Regions from separate parts of the Homo sapiens genome. Here regions 1, 2 and 4 are each linked to region 3. A link is a loop called in an ENCODE intact Hi-C map of the cell type or tissue named here. Cell type or tissue: PC-9. All regions are shown on one strand.

Region 1 (5,000 bases), 200 kb before region 3:
TCTGCCAAGTCCTGGCATTTCCTAAGAGCACCATCAACACCCCTCACCCTACCCTTGGGGATCCAGGCAGGGATCGCCTCCTGACAGGGTGGGGGAGGGGGACGCTGATTTTTATAACTGCGATGTATGTTGCAACATTAAACAGGATAATATATGAAACCATCTACATATTTCATGATTCTGTTTTATTCTGAAACTGTAAAAATCACTTTTTAAAATTAAGATGAATGGAAAATAAAGAAGAGCGCCATCTTGTGGGGATGTCTGCGGCAACCATAGCCATCTCAGATCTTGGCGGTCCATCAATCTCCCAGAACCCTTACACATTTCTATGTCATATATTAGCTGAAAACCTTAGGGCAGCTGATCAAAGACCTTTCTTCAGTTTTTTCTTTTACCTACGATGAATAATTCTATGGGCTTTTATTTTCATAAATGACTAAAAGCTACTTCCTAATGATCTATAAAATCAGTCATTGAGATGTGCTAAAATTGGCATTTATAATAAAAATGCACATTATTAGTTTCTTTCCATACCCTATTTTGTATAAGACTCTTGAGTGACAAGAGTGACAGCATCTCAGTCAATCAAGTGATTTGAGCATAGAGTAGAGGGAGTTAAATCCAGGTACATAAACAAGGAATGAGAATTCCAGAAATTTTCAGAGAGGATGCTTTATATTATGTGATTTTCAAATGCGGCTAGTCTTATCTTAAAGAATACGGTGATCATTTATTTATCATTATGAGGAAAGAGCCAGGATGGACCAATCAGTGGCAGGACAGAAGTTTTAGGTGAAGTGTAGGGGCAATTGAGGCAAATTGGGAACTTCAGGCTAGTGTTAGGAATTGGATGCCAGAAAGCTCTTTGGCAAGATGGAGCCAAGGAGGGTGGGCCATGTTAACTACAGCTGAGACACTCCCTTCCCATCCCAAGTTTGCTGCTTTCTACCAGGAGACCCTGGGCAGGTCCCTATCCCTCATTGTGCCTTCTTTTCTTTCTTTCTCTTTTCTTTTCTTCTCTCTCTCTCCCCACATCCCCTATCCCTCCCTCCCCCCTCTTCCCTCCCCCTCCCTCCCGCCTGCCTGCCTTCCTTCCTTCCTTCCTTCCTTCCTTCCTTCCTTTCATTCTTTCCTTCTTTCTCTCACTCTGTCAGCCAGGCTGGAGTGCAGTGGTGTGATCTTGGCTCACTGCAACCTCCACCTCCTGGGTCTAAGCAACTCTCCTGCCTCAGCCTCCTGAGTAGCTGGGATTGCAGGCCCCTGCCACCAAACCCAGCTAATTTTTGTATTTTTAGTAGAGTCGGGATTTCACCATGTTGGCCGGGCTGGTCTTGAACTCCTGGCCTCAAGTGATCTGCTCACCTTGACCTCCCAAAGTGCTGGGATTACAGGCATAAGCCACTGTGCCCAGCCTCTTTGTTTTCTTTCTAATCTGTAAAATGAGAAGTTTGAAATCTATAATGCCCAGAGTCCCTTCAAGACCTAAAAATGTGAGGTATCAAAGAGAAGCTCTCATTTCTCAATCTGTTTTAACCCAGATTTCTGGTCAAAGGCAGGAATTTTCACAAAGATCCTTATCTTTAGTGAGGCTTCTAAGTAGATTATTTTGAAGCCATAAAAATGATATATATTTTACAGTTAACAAATTATGGAAATACTTGAATATAATAACTCCCTTTAATATTTCCCCCTCACTTTGAATTCCCTATTGGAACAGGTATCAGAGAAAAGCCATACTCACTTCCATCTAAGAACTGAGGCCTCTGGGAGCCTTGCTCCACTGGGGATATACCTTCTCCTTGCAGATGGGTGCACTCAACGTCACAGGGGCAGTGATGGGTGACATGATCCACCCAGCCTGCAGCCACTACATCTCATGCTATTGGCCTCTGACAGTGGTGCTGATGGGAAAAAACTGTCCCTCCCATGGCCAGTTGAAGGACACCTGGGGAGAGATGCCACCTCATGAGGTAGACTTTCTCTGTTCCCAGATCAGTAAGGAGCATTGCCTTGCATTTGTGCATAATTTTTGTGTATTTTAAGAGTTCTTGTATATTTAAGAGCTCTCATGAATTCCTGTTTGCTTGAGTGAATGCATTTTAAGGTGTTTCTGGAGAATAGGAGAGGATACAAAATCTAACAAGATACCAAACTTTCAATCCTGAATTGCAACTTGTGTCAACATTGCGCTACTGTGGGTTTGTCAAAACCGCCCTTTAAAAAAAAGTGACTCTAAAGTTGTATTGATGACATTTGACCACAAGAGGACGCTCCAACAAAGCACCTCACAGCTCAAAAGTCTACGTCTCCTTTTCAAACATTTACATGCTGCAATTTCTGCCTGGTCTTATGATATAAAGCTTAATGCCACAAATATTGTTTCAAACTTTATGAAAAGAGTTTTTCTTTTTTTTAAAAAAAGAAGATTGGGAGCTATAGCAGTGAATCCTGAGCTCAAGGTAAACTATTTTCATTAGCTGGAGGTGCTTTATAATTTCTCCATCAGTTTTCAAAAAAGGGACAAGGACTTTAAGAACCTTTTCTTCCTTTAACAATCAAACGAAACAACACAAACTCAAAACGCTTTAAGAACATTTCAATTTCCAAACTAGACCTTTTATGGATCATTTTCCTAAGAGTTCTAAGTCTAGAAATGTGATTAAAGAAAACAAAAACAAACAAACAAACACAAACAAAAAAACATTTTCCAGTCTAGACGCAGCCATCAGCGAAAATGCTCCATTACCTGTTACCTCTTCTAGGATACAGATGTTTGAAAAAGAAAGTGGGCAAGAAGCTATGTGACGGTCTCTGAAGTAAATTAAAGCCCTGGACTGCATTTCCCTAGTAGTCAGATAAAACTTGAGGGCATAATTGCCAACAATGAACACCCTTTCCGTTTAACCAATCTTTACTGATAATAAAATAATTAGAATAATTTATGTGTCTGTGCTATTATTAACGTGGCTTTGCTTAAAGGAGATTCAGCTGGTTGTTCACGGACGTTAAGAGGGTCTCTCCTCCCACCTTCTGAGATGACATGTTTATACCCAGGCAGCACTTCTAAATTTTTAATAGAGAGGAAGAGATTCCATTTAATTAGGTAGAGTGACTTGTTTATATGCAGGTTATACATTTACGAGTTCTCATGAAGAACGGAAAATACCCATTGAGCAGCCTTTGAAGTTTCGCTTGTTTAAAGATAATTGTAAACCCAGCTCAATGGAAACAGCATCTCAGTCAATCAAGTGATTTGAGCATAGAGTAGAGGGAGTTAAATCCAGGTTAAATAATTGCACAAATCACATGTCGATCAATGTTCAAAGGATTTTTTTTCTCTCAAATCAAAGCTCTTCCATCTTACATTTGATTGGAGTATTGAAACTGGGTTATAGAAAAAAATGTTAAGGATGTAACAAGATTTAAAAATGTTAAGGATGTAACAAGATTTTTTTTTACTTAAAAATTATCCACCATTTATATAAAATCCTTTCTCTTTTTTCCTTTTGATTTTTACTTCATATATTCTATATAGCTTATTTTATTTGTGAATTAGGTAACACAAACATGTCACTGTCACAAAAGCATTTTTCTACATTCATAAATCCTTTCTGGAAATGAGAAATCATTTTTTTCTTAAACTCTGACCTAAGGTAAAAATTCCAAATATTTGCGTGCCTTGGATGGTATTGCAAAAAGGCCACCTAAACTAATGAGGTTTCTTGAATTGGTGTACAGAAATGAATTACAATGCTTAAGAAGTTGAAGAGATTTCTCGTGATTTTTAAAGTAATATTAATGATCGTATGGAATGAGAAATTGAGCTTTGTGTTATTACTATAGGATTAGTTTTTAGTTCCTGAAAGCTGGTCTATTTATAGGTATATAGGATGGAATTAAACTCTGAAAAGGTTAATTTTTAAAAAATGTTCTGTAGAAGGTCTATTTCCTATCACCTTTTATAAGTTTCCCTTTGAATTGTAGTTGCAATATGCATTTGGAGTGAGTCCAGGAAGCTTGAATAATAATGTAATCCCCGGGGGAGCCGCTCTTAGCAGAGTGGGTAGGATAAATGAAATGCTACATACAGATTCCTGACAATATATTCATCTTGATATTATCGCAGCTGATGGATTGTAGCAAGGCTGTTCCTAGGGCTTCCCTTTGCCATCTTCAGTGTCTTTATCATTTCAGTGCGAAAAAGAAAAACCCCATCACACAAAAGAAATAAAACATCGTTAATTGAAAAGTAGCACCTTAAAAATATTTGTGGTAGGAAAAATATTTGTTTTGCTGCAAGGAGAACAGAGAGTAGGGAATAAAAGACTAAAGAAGAGAGAAAAAGAAACCAGTGTCCTTTGCTGAGCTCGCTGGCCACATGTAAGGCTCTCAAACATTTTAACCGTTGCACATCATTTTCTTTTTCTTCTGTGTGCTTGTCTAATTTATTTTCATAAGAAAACTCTGTTCCTCTTGTGCGGAGCCAGCATAATGTCGCTGAAATCTCGGATGATGTGGTTTTAAGATCAAACAAGACTTAATAAGGTGGGATTTGTTTTCCTATTGACCTTCTTATTGCTTGGGTCCCCCTGACAAGCTTCGAAGTGAACGGGAGGAATTAGGGTAGCAGCTCTTCAGAGAAACTCATCTTGGCTGGGGCTCCACCTTGAAACGGGAGTGCAAGAGATTGCAAATGGCTCCAAACGAGGGGGCACACACAGACTTGCAAAATGGAAGCGGGTTCTTCCATTGCAGAAAGAAAGAGGGGCACCCAGCAGGATAAACATTCAAAGTGGAAGACACTGCTAGTGGATTTATTTTTATTTTAGGTTCTGACAGATTGGCCAATGTCCTTGATTGGAGTTGGAGTTCATCAGAATGACTAGTTCTGGCCTAATTTAAGAAACAAAACCTCCTAACTTTGTGGGGGCTGCTGGAGAGCAGGGCAGGGCATCATCCATCTAAGAGAAAAACAAAGGAGTTTGGTCCTTTTTTAA
Region 2 (5,000 bases), 56 kb after region 3:
TGGAAAGGTGATTTCTTTTTTATGTTTTCTCCCTTTTAATTGCAGTTTTAACAGCTTTACTTAAGAACTCAACTAGCAGATGATTTCTTTCCATTGCTTTCTAAATCAATCACAAATGTCTCTTTGAGAAAAGACCAATGAAAATTAAGTAGTAGTAAGAAGAGACACACCAGTGATTGCAAAGTGGAGAGGCTGGCTTCCCTCTGTTATGGACTGGATTCTGTACCCCCAAATTCATAGGTAAACCCTAACTCTCAATGTGATGGTATTTGGAGATAGGGCCTTGAAGGAGATAATTGAGGTGAAAGGAAATCATAAAGGTGGAGCCCTGAGCCAATATGACTAGTGTGCTCATGAGAAGAGGAAGAGACACCAGGGATGCGCACACCCAGAGAAAAGGCCATGGGAGGACACAGCAAAAAGGTGGCCATCTGCAAGCCAAGGAGAGAGGCCTCAGGAGAAATCAAACCTGCCGACCCCTTGATCTTGGACTTCCAGCCACCAGAACTGTGAGAAAATAAATGTCTGTAGTTTAAAACCACACGATCTGTGCTATTTTGTTATGACAGCCCTAGCAGACTAATATAGCCTCCAAGTTAAGAGCCAAACTTCCTGTGAGTGCCCTGTCATTGACCAAGTGGCTTCTAGAACCACTTCAGCCCATGACTCCTCCACCAGACATTGTCAGTGCGAAGAGAGTTTTAGGGCCACAGCCATGAAGAGCTTGAATGAAACCAGCAGAGCGTTGCAGGGCAGCCTCTGTTTGACCTTCCACTCGGGAAGGATTAATGGCCAGCCCTTTGTGTTAGGAGAGGATGCTCTGGCCACATGCAGCCAGACATGGGGGAGTGTTGTTTCCCAGTTCCAGTGATAGGTTGGCCTACGCTGGTCTCATGCTCACACTTGGTTCTCCTAGGTCACAAGTTAGCAGGAAGTAAGCAGGGGGTCAGGGTAGGGCTATTATTGTTGGCTGAAGCATAGACTAGAGCAATTGATCTGTACAGTATTGGACCCACATCTAACTCTGGGGCCCCAGTTGTCTTGGCTTTTTCCAGCTTTGATTTCACTGCCTCTCTGAGAGTCAGTTTTTCCTACTAATGGAATGTTTTCAAAGTGAGCTCAAGCCCATGCTCAGTGGGAAATTCTTCCCTGAAATCATTTGTCACAGAATCATTTGGCCATCTAAGACGTTTATTATCCTACTTACTGGCAGTAAGTTTCATAGAAGAGCACAAGATACTCTGTAGATTTTTGTTCCCCTTAAAAAGCTGATATTCTAGAATCTGTCCAACATGCAAATATTGAAAAAATATAATACTTTCTACCAAAGAGCAAATCATGTAATCTGGAAAATAGGGTCTGGAACCCAGCATGAGTGCTGTCTTTGGGATACATCTTTTTACCTTCCTTGGGCTTTGTCATCTTCACTTGTAGAGCAAGAGTTAATCTCTATGGTCCCTTCCAGTTCAATGATCTGATAATTCTTTTATTTTAAAAAATGAAGTAAGTCACCAAAGCCCCTGAGAGCGCGGGCATGAAAATCAGTGATTCAAATTCAGGTCAACTCAACGAAAATGTATTGCATACCTGCTATGTGCCAGACATGATGCTAAGTGCTGATGTGCAGGAATGAATAAGATGTAATCCTCAACCTCTAAATTTTAATAAAAAGGGAAAATGGAGATCAAACATTAGGAGAGGAAGAAAGTTTGTGACAACAGAGTTATGGTGCAGTGCTCCATATGTCTGTTTAAGGGCCAATGTTATTTACTAAACTGAACTCAGATTATGGAACAATACTGAGCAATTGTTACCCTGGCCCGGGGAATAAAATGTAGTGGCTGCTAACTAGCTGTGTGATCTTGGAGGGGCACAAAACCTTTCTGGGTTAAGGTTGTCTTATTTTCTAAATATGGGGATTGGACTGATGGTTTCTGAGATCTCTTCTATTTCTAACATTCTATAATTATGAGAATATGAACTAGCTATGCATGTAATACTCCCAAGAACTGCAAAAGGCAGAGGAAATGGACTGAATTGCTTGGAAAGCTGTTTTCCCTTATGTTTCTGACCTAACAAGGTATGATACTGTCTTCATGTTACCAAAACATTTGTAAGTCAATATAAAATATCTAAAAGATGCTGGGGTTGGCAGCTCACATCTGTTACCCTAGCACTTTGGGAGGCAGAGGTGGGTGGATTGCTTGAGCCCAGGAGTTTGTGACCAGCCTGGACAATGTGGCAAAACCCTACCTCTACAAAAAATACAAAAGTTAGCCAGGGATGGTGGCAAATGCCTGTAGTCCCAGCTACTCAGGAAGCTGAGGTATGAGGATCACCTGAATCCAAAAGGTTCAGGCTGCAGTGAGCCATAGCAGCTGAATTGCGCCACTGCACTCCAGCCTGGGTGACAGAGTGAGACCGTGTACTAAAAAAAAAAAACAAAAACAAAAACAAAAAAAAACACATAAACACATACACACACATATATATATAAATATATATATATATGAAAGACCAACCTATATGAGTGGCAGTCACCAAAGTTCTCTGAAGAAATTTGTCATGGATCAATTTTCCCTATGCTGTCATCCCAAACTTTGTGTTTTCTTGGCTCTACCGTTTTCTGGATTTCTATTTGGCGTGATACTCCCACAGCCATCTTCTGCAACTATGCCTGCAAGCTCCTTTGACAATATACGAGAACTTGTCAGGTTGATCCCAACTGCCTCAAGCTGCTTCAAGGCCCCCGGCAACAAACCTTCGGTTCTCCCTTTCTGATTCAAAATTGTTGCCCTGAAGTAAGAATCTGACCTCAGCAGACCAGAGCTTCCCCCTCCCACTCACCCACCATCACTCAAACACTTTTCCAGCTGCAGTGCCCTCTGTCCTTCCCACCCTTCCCAAGAGGTCCAGGTTCAAGACTCCACTTGTTCCATACTTAGCCCCACAAGAGTTTGTTTCTTTCTTTTATTTAGCTCAACATTCCTTTGTGTAGTTTGGCCGCCTTACATGTGCTTGTACATTTCCTTTAAGTGCTTCTCTGACTCATCTATAAATCATCAGGAATTTTTTCATCAGCTAGCATGGAAAGTCTTCCAACGTAAACACCATGCCTTCCACATTTTGTGTGCCTCCCATGATGTGTGGCACGACACTAAGCACACAGTGATGCTCAATAAATGTTTATGAAGTCTAATTGAGAAAATCAGAAAGCTGTTTTTTGATTTATTTGTAGTGTAGCTGAACTTCTTTCTGGTTTTTTTTTTTTTTTTTTTTTTTTGAGACCAAGTCTCACTCTGTCGCCCAGGCTGGAGTGCAGTGGCTCAGTCTCTGCTCACTGCAACCTCCAGCTCCCAGGTTCAAGTGATTCTCGTGCCTCAGCCTCCTGAGTAGCTGGGATTACAGGCGCCCACCAACACGCCCAGCTAATTTTTGTATATTTAGTAGAGACGGGGTTTCGCCATATTGGCCAGGCTGGTCTCAAGCTCCTGACCTCAAGTGCTCTGCCCGCCTTGGCCTCCCAAACTGCTGGGATTATAGGCGTGAGCCACCACACCTGGCCTCTGTAGCTGAATTTCAACAGTGTTTTCTCGCTGCTGTAGCTGTAGAAGCAGCATGACCAGCAAGAACCTGGGATTTGGAGTCACATCGATCCATGTCCAAGCCGTAGTTCTGCCAGTTTACTCTATCATGAAACATTTATGGAGCAATTGCTGTGTGAAGATGTGGAGCTGGCTGATAGACAAATAAATAAGATTATTGCTCTTGCCTTTAAGAAGTTTGGGGTCTAGGAAATATATTACTTAATTTCTCTCAAACTCAATTTCTTCAACTGAAAATGAGAATAACTATTTCATTGGATTGTTGTAGGTACTTCAATAATTATTTGTTTTTCCCCTTTTCCGCTCTTCTTATTTCTTAGGTTAATAAGTTGAATTCTTTTTTTTTTTTTTTTGAGACCGAATCTCGCTCTGTCACCCAGGCTAGAGTGCAGTGGCACAATCTCAGCTCACTGCAAGCTCCACCTCCCAGGTTCATGCCATTCTCTTGCCTCAGCCTCCCGAGTAGCTGGGACTACAGGAACCCACCACCACGCCTGGCTAATTTTTTGTATTTTTTATTAGAAACGGTGTTTCACCATGTTAGCCAAGATAGTCTCAATCTCCTGACGTCGTGATCCACCCGCCTCGGCCTCCCAAAGTGCTGGGATTACAGGCGTGAGCCACTGCGCCCGGCCAATAAGTTGAATTCTTAACAGTTCTATATTTTTATGCTTTAAATGACTCTGTAGTGAGTTCATTTTGATGTACAATTAGCCATGAATTTGAATCCACTTGTATTATTTTTAACTTTAGATCACACATGGCCACATAAAAAATAAACCCAAGCACTTGTTCTGAGACTGATAATCTTTGATAATCTCACTTGTCAAAGATCAGATTATTTTGGTACATTATCTTTTATCTTTTTATATGACAGCTGGGGACCCAGCCTCAAGAAGATAACCTTTAAGATTTATAGAAATAAAAAGTCTGCCTCAAATATGAATGATTCCTCCTTGATTTGGTCTGATTTAAGTTCAGACTCAGATTGGTGAGTACAGAAATACAGGAAGACAGGTCGTACCTAGGGATCAGGTATAGCCCAATAAATAGTGTGATCATTGAGGCCTCCATTACAATCAGAAAAATCAATCCTGTCTCTGGGTTATTTGACCCTAACACATATTTCTCCCTTGTGAGAGAAATGTTGGGATTGTATTAGAAAAGAGCCTGGCTCTATCTGCCGTGCAAGCACTGGTTCCCCTTTATCCCAGGGAAGTAGCCACAGAACCAAATGCTCTGCTACTGAGCTTTCTGCTTATGTTGCCTAAGTGCCACGCTCAAATTCCTCCAAGGTGCTGGTTTGGTGGGCAGAAGTTGCACTTGTCCAATTAGTAAGCCGATATGTAGAATTTGATCTTCAGGATTTGCTGAGGATGATGTTTGAACTTTGAT
Region 3 (5,000 bases):
ACTCCATCTCAAAAAATAGATTAATTAATTAAAAATTAACTTGTGATCTTATTGACCTCACATTGTTGGTAATTAGTCTTTTACGATTGTTGCTTCTTTTAACTTTCAGTGATGATTTACTTTTTAGAGTAAGCCTTAAGCCTTCTAAGAAACCAAGACTCCTCCTGAAAACTCATTTGAGAAGTTACTTATGCTAATAATCCGCAATTCACAACCCTTTTCAGCAGTTTGTTCACCTCAGGGCTTCACAATAGGTCCTTGTTGCAATGCCATGCAAGTAGCTGCTCATGTGGAGGCTTGGGGATGGCTGGGGTTGGGCGGCAGTTTTGCAAATTTGTGCAGAAAAGTGACATTCAGGCTTCCCTTCCTTTCTCTTTGGTTTTTAGAACCAGAAAACTAGCAATGCCCTCAGGCAGAAAAATGACTTCAACTGTAGGTGGTAGAAGTGCAGTATTTTGGAGGAAGGCAAGAAAAAAATCATTTTACCAAAAAAGATACATTTGTAGTTTAATGAAGACGAATCCCAACTCTTAGTGACAGAGGTAGTCATATGCTGGAATTAAGCGTAGGGCTTACCTCTGTGAGCTGCAGGTGTTTCTCCTGTTCATATTTCTAAGGTGGTTTGCAATGCTACTGTGCTGTAAACATGCTTAAATTAGGTGGTTGTACTTCCTGGTTCTACCACGAAATGCTTCCAAAGTCATCCGGTCCTCCCCTATCCTGGGCACCCCCTCAATATTCTGGGACCATTAGGCTTTAACCTTCCAGACAAAGACCCCTCAGAGAGGAGAGCTGGCTATGGAAGGGACTATCCACAAATTCCAAGGACTCACGCGGGTGAAGGATGAGTTTGTTATGGAAATGATACAATTAGTATACCTGTTGGGGACAGAGGTGATTGCTACATTTTTCACACAGTGCCCCACGTTGGCTGATGAAAGCAGAAAAAGAATGCAACATTGATAAGCACATCCAGTATGACATGCTACAGGGAGAGCAGAGTAACAGCCCCTCAGAGGTGACTAACTAGGATTGAACTTTACTTGAAGCTGTCTGTAAGATTTTAAAAAAGAAAAGAAAAAAGATTTGTGTTGGGAAATTTTCTGCTTTCTTAATAATCTTTATCCAAAATTTCTGTTAGGACTTCAATATCTAAACAACTTGTGAAAGGGAATTATGATTCTCTGGTCTTTCCAAAACAAAAAGAACTAAGAGCAGTCCAAGTGAATAATACATTTGTTTACCTATTTATAACTATAGTAACTGACATCTTTTTGGCACTTACCTTGGGCATTTTCTTATTTATTATCTCACTTAACAACAACAGTATGAAATAGGTACTATCGTTTATTTGGTGTTAAGAAGAGGAAACCGGGCCAAAGAAAAGTTTTTCCCAACTCCAGTTTGGTTCCAAGTTCATGTTCTTAACACTGAACTCTACTGATGATCCCGAGTTCCTTTGTTTTGTACTTGTGACATTCCTGCAGGAGCAGTCACTCTTTTGTGACATGAGAAAGATGAGTTTGGGGCTCTGAAGTGCTTCTTAGCAAACCAGAGAAGCTTTGCAGGGCATGCTGCCAGTGAGCCAACTCTTGGGGGCTCATTTTTCTGGGCTCCTCATGCCAGGACAGAATGAAAGATTTCACTTAGATAATTACCTAGGAGGGGAAACCGTGTAAAAAGTCGTGGTGCTCAGAGATGATTAAAAAGCATGATTTAATAGAAGTTGCAGTTTCACTTTCACTCGAGGTTGAGGCATCTTAAAGGAGAGGGAAAAAACCATAGGGCAGAGTCAGGAGAGCGGGTTGGTCCTGTTTCGGTTCAGCTGTCTGGCTTAGGGCAAGCTCTGGGCTTCTCTGAGGCTTCATTTCTTCATGTATTAAATCAGGAGTGAGCCAGATAATCCCCAGCCTGTCTCGGCTTACAGTGTGAGATTTGTCTGTCTCTGCTGTAGCTGGGAAGTTACAGAAAGGGGGCACCCTCTCCTCGTCTTCCGCTGCTCCCTTCCCCCAACCCCTCATATTAGGAAACAACTTTCCAAATGACGTTTTTGAGAGGCCAGGTACAGACAAACTTATCTTTTAGTCTGGAGTGAAGTGCCACAAACCCAACAGCTGTTGTGGTCAGATGGGGTATACAAAAACAAACGTGCGCGCGCGCGCGCGCACACACACACACACACACACACACACACACACACACACACAAACACAGAAAACAAAAAAGGGTAGAGCCCACTGCATGGTCAATACAATTTTTTGGAAAAGATCTCTTGTTCTTAATCCTATTCTGATTTTCCCACTTTTGATAAAGTCGGTGGTCTAGAGAAACAAATCTCTGTTAGGAGAAAAACAGCTGTGTGGGTACACCAGGCAAGCCTAACTGAGCACAGCTGTGGGCTGGGCTGGCCTGGCCAGGGCCACCAGTTCACTTTCTCTGCCCTGGAAGCTGTCCATCCTCCATCAACAATTTGTCACCATGTCAGTTTTAAAATCCCAAGAGAACGACTATGTTGTTTTTATGCTGATCATTTATATTTACCCAGAAGTTTCTTTTAGGTTTAGCTGAAAGCCACCCTTCTCAAAAGTGCCTATAGTTACTCACAATTACTTGTGCAAAAAAAAAAAAAAAAAAAGGTAAAGGGGAAGTGGAGCCTGACAAAGATAATCCAGAAGTAATGTACACTGCTTTAGGAAATCTGTCATCTTCTGGAGGCAGACATGCCTGCCTACTGCCTAGTGTAGTACTTGGCACATACTGGGCACTCAAAAAAAACTATTCATGGAATGAGAGGATGGCTGGATGGATGGATGGATGGATGGATGGATGGATGGATAGACGGACGGATGGATGGACGGATGGATGGATGGATGGACCGACAGACGGACAGATGGATAGATAGATAGATAGATAGATAGATAGATAGACAGATAGATAGATAGATTGATAGGTAGGTAGGTGGATAGATAGATAGATAGATAGATAGATAGATAGACAGACAGACAGACAGACAGACATTCAATAGATGAGGTCACACAGCCCTAGAAGGCTAGGTCCTGTGTTAATAATGGGTAGCCAGCTGGAGGCAAACCTGGGACTGACAGGTCTGCCAATTTCACACACAGGGCTCATTCTACAATCTACTCCCTGCTTTCGTTTTTGTGTTTTTCATGTACAACTTAGTTCCTTAAGCACATGCAACTGTAAACCAATAACCCCTTAATGCTTTCTCATGTTCAAATGTGTGATCACATCTTACAATTTAGGGAGTACCCTGCACTAAGCAGGTTGGGTGCGATGGCTGCAACCACACAGCAGATGCTTCCCCTTCTGTGAGCAAATTTGGAGGTGTGCACAGGGTAAACTAGGCAGGAAGGCAAGAAGAGCTGTCTCTCTCCATCTCTCAAGTAGTCCAATAGCTGGATTCTTCTGGGTCAGTGCAGCGTTAACCAGAAGCCATGCTGCTAGCCCTCTCTGTGGCACCTTCTTAGAATTACTACTCAAATGCGGTGCAAAATGCTGTAACTGAGGGCTGTCAGCTTCTCCTAGATTGTTTAGAATGTGTTGTTTTCTCTTTTATTGATACATAATATTTTACATGTGTGTGGGGTACATGTGTTTGTTACATGCATAGAATGTGTAATGATCAAGCCAGGATATCTGGGTTATCCATCACCCTCAGTGTTTATCATTATTTTTGTGTTGGTATCATTTCAAGTTCTCTCATCTAGTTACTTTGAAATGTACCTAATATTCTTGCTAAGTGTAGTCACCCTAGTCTGCTATCAAACATTAAAGCTTATTTCTTCTAACTATTTTGTACCTATAACCAACCTCTCTCTGTCTCTCTTTTTTTTTTGAGACAGAGTCTCACTCTGTCACCCAGGCTGGCGGGCAGTGCCGTGATCTCAGTTCACTGCATCCTCCACCTCCCGTGTTCAAGCGATTCTCCTACCTCAGCTCCCTGAGTAGTTGGGACTACAGGCACACGCCACCACGCCTGGCTAATTTTTGTATTTTTTAGGAGAGACAGGGTTTCACTATGTTGGTCAGGCTGGTCTCAAACTCCTGACCTCAAATGATCCACACAGCTCGGCCTCCCGTAGTTCTGGGATTACCAACCAACCTCTCTTCATCTCCCTCCCCAGCATCCACACTTCCCCATTTCTGTCTTCTGAGATTTTTCATCAGCACAGAGCTACAGACTGCTCTAGCAGGGGATTTACTAAACTCAATCGGCCTTGGCACCCTCTCCCCCTAGTTTATCTTAATGAAACATTGTGAGGAATAGCATTTCCTGCACACTGTTTGAGAAACACATTCCAAATGTTTTGGGGCACTTTGGTCGTTTCTAAGCTCTTTATTCAATACAACACGTGCTGTGTAAATGCATGTGACTTGAAGATGTTGAAGAATAAAGTTGTTTCTCTTAATAAGAATTAAGTCAATGTTAAAGTTAACATTCTTAGAAAATAGCTGTTTGAGAAAAAATTTTTAATATCATTCCCATCCTACTAAGGCAAAATTGATAATTTCATTGAGACATGAAAGAATTCCAGAATTTTTCTGGCTGGGTAGCTGGGTGTCTATCTATCCATCTACCTGCCTACCCACCCATCTCATTATGAACATTTCACATAGAACAAAGAGAAACCTAATCAGTGCTCGTGTCTCCATTTCCTAGATTTGATAGTTACTAACATGTTACTGGAAATGGTTCACCAAGTTCTTTATGTTGCAATGTTTTAAAGAAAATTGCCAATATCATGACTTTTCCCTCTAAAAATTTTAGTATACGTTTCCAGAAAACAATAACTGACTGCTTCCTGTGTAACCACAATACCCACGTCTCACCTGACAGCATTCTCAGAGATGTGTTAATGTTATCTTATAGCCAGTTCCTGTTCAGTTTCTCAGCTGGGCTTATTCAAACCAGGATCCAACTAGGAACCACCCATTACATCTGGTTGTTATGTCTCTTAAGGTTTTTTAAAATCTGG
Region 4 (5,000 bases), 53 kb before region 3:
TAATAAAAAATGAATTCTGTTCATTGTCACTCAACTATTCCTAGAGAGGGCAAGTGGCAGAGATTCGAGAACCTGCTGTTAGTCATTTTGTGAATACAGGAACCAGAAAAGTTAGCTGCTCTCTCAGAGATGTAACTCTGTACCACCTTGATTTTTACCTTTCTGCTTTGTAGCTTCTCTCTGCAACAATACTGCACAAGGACAAGGCCCCAAAAGCTGAAAATACTTTTACTGGGAAAGTGGCCCTGTGCCTTGGAAGGTTTTTTCTAGTGGATTAAATTTAGCAGAGCAAATATCAGCGCTGAAGTCAGCAGTTTTTTTTTTAATTGAGGTATAATTTACGTACAACGAAATGTGCAGTTCCTGAGTGTAGATAGGTGGAAATTTTTTGACCAGTGAATTTCTGTGTAACTGTCAAAATGTCTGTGGAACCACTCAAAACAAGTTTCGGGGCTGGGCATGGTGGCTCGCGCTTGTAATCCCAGCACTTTGGGAGGCCGATGCAGGTGGATCACCTGAGGTCAGGAGTTTGAGACCAGCCTGGCCAACATGCTGAAACCCTGTCTCTACTGAAAATACAAAAATGAGCTGTGCGTGGCGATGGGTGCCTGTAGTCCCTGCTACTCGGGAGGCTGAGACAGGAGAATCGCTTGAACCCGGGAGGCAGAGGTTGCAGTAAGCCAGGATCGCACCACTGCACTCCAGCCTGGGCGATAGAGCGAGACTCTGTCTTAAACAAACAAACCCCACAAATTTTGGAACATTGCCATCTCCCTAGAAAGTCTCCTGGTGCTTCATTCCTGTTATTACCACCTTCTTCGCCAGCCCCAGCAACCGCTCTTCTGACTGCTATCACCACGGATTAGATTTGCTTGTTGTTGAACTTCAGACAAATGGAAACATACAGAATACTCTCCTGTGTCTACATTTTTTTGCTGAACATAATATTTTTGAGATTCATGTCATTGTGTGTATCAACTATTGTATCAATGTGTATTATTCCTTGTTGCTGTCTGGATATACCACTTTGTATTTATCCATTCTCTTGCTGATGCACATTTGATTGTCTCCAGTTTGAGGCCATTATGAATAAAGCTCCCATGAACTTTTGGGTATCAGTCTGTTTTTATTAACTCAGAATGGATTATAGACTAGATATAAATGCTAAAACTACAAAAGTTCTAGAAGAAAAGGAAGTCTTCATAACCCTGGCGATGAACAAAATTCCTTAGATAAGACACCAAAAACATGAACTATAATAAACAATTTTTAAATAGTACTTCAAAAAAAATTAAAAAGTCTGCCCTTCGTGTACAAGTGCTTTTGTGGACCTGTGTTTTCATTTGTTTTATGTAAGTACCTAGAAGTGGGATTACTGGGTCATGCGGTAGATGCATAAGAAGCTGCCAAATGGTTCTTCAGCATGTTACTCCGTTTTATACTCCCACCAGCAGTGTGTGAGCGTTCCAAATATTTCATGCCCTTGCCAACACTTAGTATTGTACAGTTCTCTTATCTTGGCCATTCTCATGGGTTTGACCTGGCAGCCCATTGTGGTTTTAATTATCAACAATGTTTTAAAACTTAAAAATAACCCAACAGGTTAGACTAGCAACTGACTGGATTTGTGTTGAGATTGGAATCACAATTTCCACATTTGCTTTTGTGTGAAGTCCACACATCAATCATTGAGAGCTGAATAGTTTGGTCATTGCACTTTAGACCACCAGGTCAACTTCAAATTGCCTTTGACCACATTTCTTCAGTGTTTACCTCCAACTCCAGCTCCTTTGCCAATCGTTTAGTCATAACTCTTGAAAAAATGATTTAACATAGTTAAGTGTTCCACCTGACTGGTCTAAAAGGCACATGACAAAAATGACCCAAACCTTACGGGAAATGGCCCAAATTATAAAGAGTATTATTTTCTTTGTAGGACAAGCTATGCAGGGGTTCTACAACTGCCTTTCTGTTGTAGAAGTAGATTGCTCAAAGCCTGCACTGGGGCACTGGTTTAGAAGAATGCCTAATGGACATCTCAAGAAATTCTGGACATTCTCAAGAAATTCCATTCTGGACCCACATTTTTCCAACTAAAATAAAATTGCTGTCTGCTACCTATAGGTTATGGCATTTGCTGTCAGTGAATCTCTTGACAAATACAATAAGAATTTTACCTTCTTCTTTTCTTTTTGACCATCAATTTTTAAAAATAGAAACTTCTAATTTTGGAATAATTTTAGACTTACAGAAAAGTTGCAGAGAGAGTACAGAGAGTTCCTACGTATCCTTCACTAATTTTCCCCTAATATCAGCATCTTATATAATAACCATTTTACCTTCTTTTTAACACAAATTTATATACTTTTAATCCACCTTGTGGGATGTATTTACACATGGATGGATCCTAGTGAGTTGTAACTGGAATACTTACATTCCTTCTTTCTTTTCCTTGTGGACCATAAGAAAATAGCATTGTTTTCCAGGAGGGATACCTTCAATGTTCTTTAGGACAGACTTCATGTTACTGATCTTCAAAAAGCTGCCATTGCGTGATGTACTGAGAAGGCCAGGAAGCCTCCTGGTGTCTGATGGTTACACTGCTCCGCTCTAAAAAAAAAAAAAAAAAAGTGGCTGAAGGCTGTTCCCTTAATATAAATTGCCCTTTCTATGTGGTGTGACCTTGTAGCCCTGGCCACAGCTGATGTCCTGGATATTGATACCTGTCACAAAGGCACTTAGCTATAGGCTGAGCATAACAAAAATGCTGATGACACTGTAGTGATGACAATAACAACAGCAGACATTGATTGAACATTTACTACAATCAACTTTATGATCTACAGAATACTTCTTACAGCTTAATACTTTTGTTAGGAAAATGACCCATGGGATATACAACACATACCTTCATTATCCTGTTGGGGTTGCTATGCTCTGCCACTAGGGGGTAGTATCATTGCTACTGTCTTATATCCACCAAATGCAAATTCTGTTTGCACTTTTAAAATTCTTTCTAGGTCCATTTTTTTCCCATTTAAAATGAATATACATGATCTTCCAATTAGTTTATACAGTAGTTTGAATAATTTAAGAAATGAACCTGGTGTCTCATAAATGCTTCAAAAGAAGTATAGGGACAATTTTCTTTTCTCTCTCTTGACTCCATTATTTTATGTCTTCATTAATTATTCTACTTGTAATAGTCTTACTTGTTACAAAAAGTGTCTACTATCAGTAATAAATTATTAGTACATACTTTCTGTGCTTTGCACTTGCCTATAGCGCACTGTCTTTTAACCATTTATATGAGCGGGGACATTTATATGTTCAGATACTTTGGGAGGGAGGGGAAATGCATCTCATATATTGGGGGAACATGGCATAAGACACGCACTCTGACCTCAAGAACCTTACAGTTTGATTGTGGAGATGAAATGTAGACTCATCAGATTTAAAGCACCAATGTTAAAATCTCCCAGCACTGTGGAGAATTGATCAATTTCTCCTTGTAATTCAGCTAAATTTTTTGCTTCATATAGATTGAGGCAATGTTCTTTGGTTCTTTCAATCTCATGATTGTTATATCTTCTTGGTGAATTGGTCCTTTTTTTTCCTCATATACTAATGACTCTTCTTCTAATAAGAATTTTTCCCCTTATTTTTTTTTTTTTTTTCTAATCTTAGTCTTTAAAAACTTTCTTTGGATTAGATTTGACTCATACATGTTTTTCCAATCATTTCTTTTCAACTTATTTGTGTCATTGTATTTCATACTTGTCTCTTATAAACAGCATATAACTAAATTATTATAAATTTAAGAGGCCAAGTGTGGTGGCTCACACCTGTAATCCTAGCACTTCTGGAGTCCAAGGCAGGGGGATTGGTTGAAGCCAGGAAATAGGAAAGCCTGAGGAGGGGGAGACAGATGGAGGAAAGCTAGCATGGCTAGCCTGGGCAATATAGTAAGATCTCATTTCTACGAAAAAAAAAAAAAAAGAACATTTAAAAAATTAACCAGCCACTGGCGCTTGTGCCTGTGGTCCCAACTACTTGTGAAGCTGAGGTGGGAGGATCACTTGAGCCCAAGAGTTGAAGGCTGCAGCAAGCTATGATTGTACCACTTGCACTGCAGCCCAGGTGACAGAGCAAGACCCTGCCTCTAAAAGAAAAAGTTAAGAATATCTATTCTTAATTGACTAGCTTGGTCCATTCATGATTTAAGCCATAATTTCTTTGGACTTTTTATTCAACAACTTTTCTTGGCTTTTTTTTTTTTTTCCTCCTTCACTGGCTTCCCTTAGATAGACTGAATTTTCTTTATGCCCCACCCCCCTCATACTGCTTTGAAAGTTATATATCTACTTCTTACTTTTTAGTGGCCATTCAATTTTTAACACATATACTTAGAGTTGAAATTCAATACTTCTTCCCTTCTCTCAAATAATACAAGAAACTTTGTACCCAAAGGTCTCTCTCACCATCTTGGATATTTTTCCCCTAGGATTTTGATTCTTCCTTGGTTAAAACTTTGTCATCTTTACTATTTTTCAGTGAGTATTTTTTTTAGATTTGCCTCACAATTTCTTGCCTCACTATTGCTCCTTGCAATGCTATTCCTTCATTCTGGGTTCAATTGTCTTCCTCCTACAATACATCCTTTAGCGGTTCTTTCAGCAAAGGTGGTGAACAGTAATGTCTCACAATCTTTATCTGATTGTAATATCTTTACCTTGTCAATCTACCTGAGTGATAATTTTGCTGACTTATTTTCTCCTCAGCACTTTGAAGGCATTATTCCTTTGTCTTCTGGTCTCTCTTTTTAAAAAAAATCTTCATTGGATTATGGCATTCATATAGAAAAAGCACACCCATCATGGATACACGTAATGAGCACATGTAATCAACAAGGAAATGTAATCAGAACTAGGTCAAGAAACTAAACATGGCCAGCACCCTAGAAGCTCCCTCATGGCCCCTGCCAGCCGCTAGTCCCCCAG

What was found. Peaks named below come from ENCODE experiments on the same cell type or tissue, not always from the same donor. Only the 100,000 strongest peaks of a DNase experiment are listed, where the experiment ranks them.
Region 1: it touches region 3 in a loop (7-fold over the local background); 10 of 110 quality-filtered maps call a loop at or near these places.
Region 2: it touches region 3 in a loop (8-fold over the local background); 3 of 110 quality-filtered maps call a loop at or near these places.
Region 4: it touches region 3 in a loop (4-fold over the local background); 7 of 110 quality-filtered maps call a loop at or near these places.

Annotation. Positions count from the first base shown.
Region 1 is chr15:60,324,283-60,329,282 of GRCh38, reverse strand. No RefSeq gene overlaps it. Among named protein-coding and RNA genes, the nearest start is that of ANXA2, 71 kb to the left of the region's middle. In PC-9, CTCF peaks have their summits at 190, 2,084 and 2,284 (motif pointing right); no DNase peak of the experiment used is centred here.
Region 2 is chr15:60,069,094-60,074,093 of GRCh38, reverse strand. No RefSeq gene overlaps it. Among named protein-coding and RNA genes, the nearest start is that of FOXB1, 67 kb to the right of the region's middle. In PC-9, no CTCF peak of the experiment used is centred here; a DNase peak (open chromatin) is centred at 3,033; H3K27ac peaks cover 555 bases.
Region 3 is chr15:60,124,714-60,129,713 of GRCh38, reverse strand. No RefSeq gene overlaps it. Among named protein-coding and RNA genes, the nearest start is that of FOXB1, 120 kb to the right of the region's middle. RefSeq lists enhancers at 581-1,082, 1,646-1,835. In PC-9, a CTCF peak has its summit at 1,976; DNase peaks (open chromatin) are centred at 1,523 and 1,913; H3K4me3 peaks cover 1,483 bases; H3K27ac peaks cover 2,250 bases.
Region 4 is chr15:60,177,930-60,182,929 of GRCh38, reverse strand. It overlaps LOC105370839 (a long non-coding RNA gene), which reads right to left. Exons shown (of 5, transcript XR_932310.3): 2 at 2,435-2,610. Among named protein-coding and RNA genes, the nearest start is that of FOXB1, 180 kb to the right of the region's middle. In PC-9, a CTCF peak has its summit at 2,950 (motif pointing right); no DNase peak of the experiment used is centred here.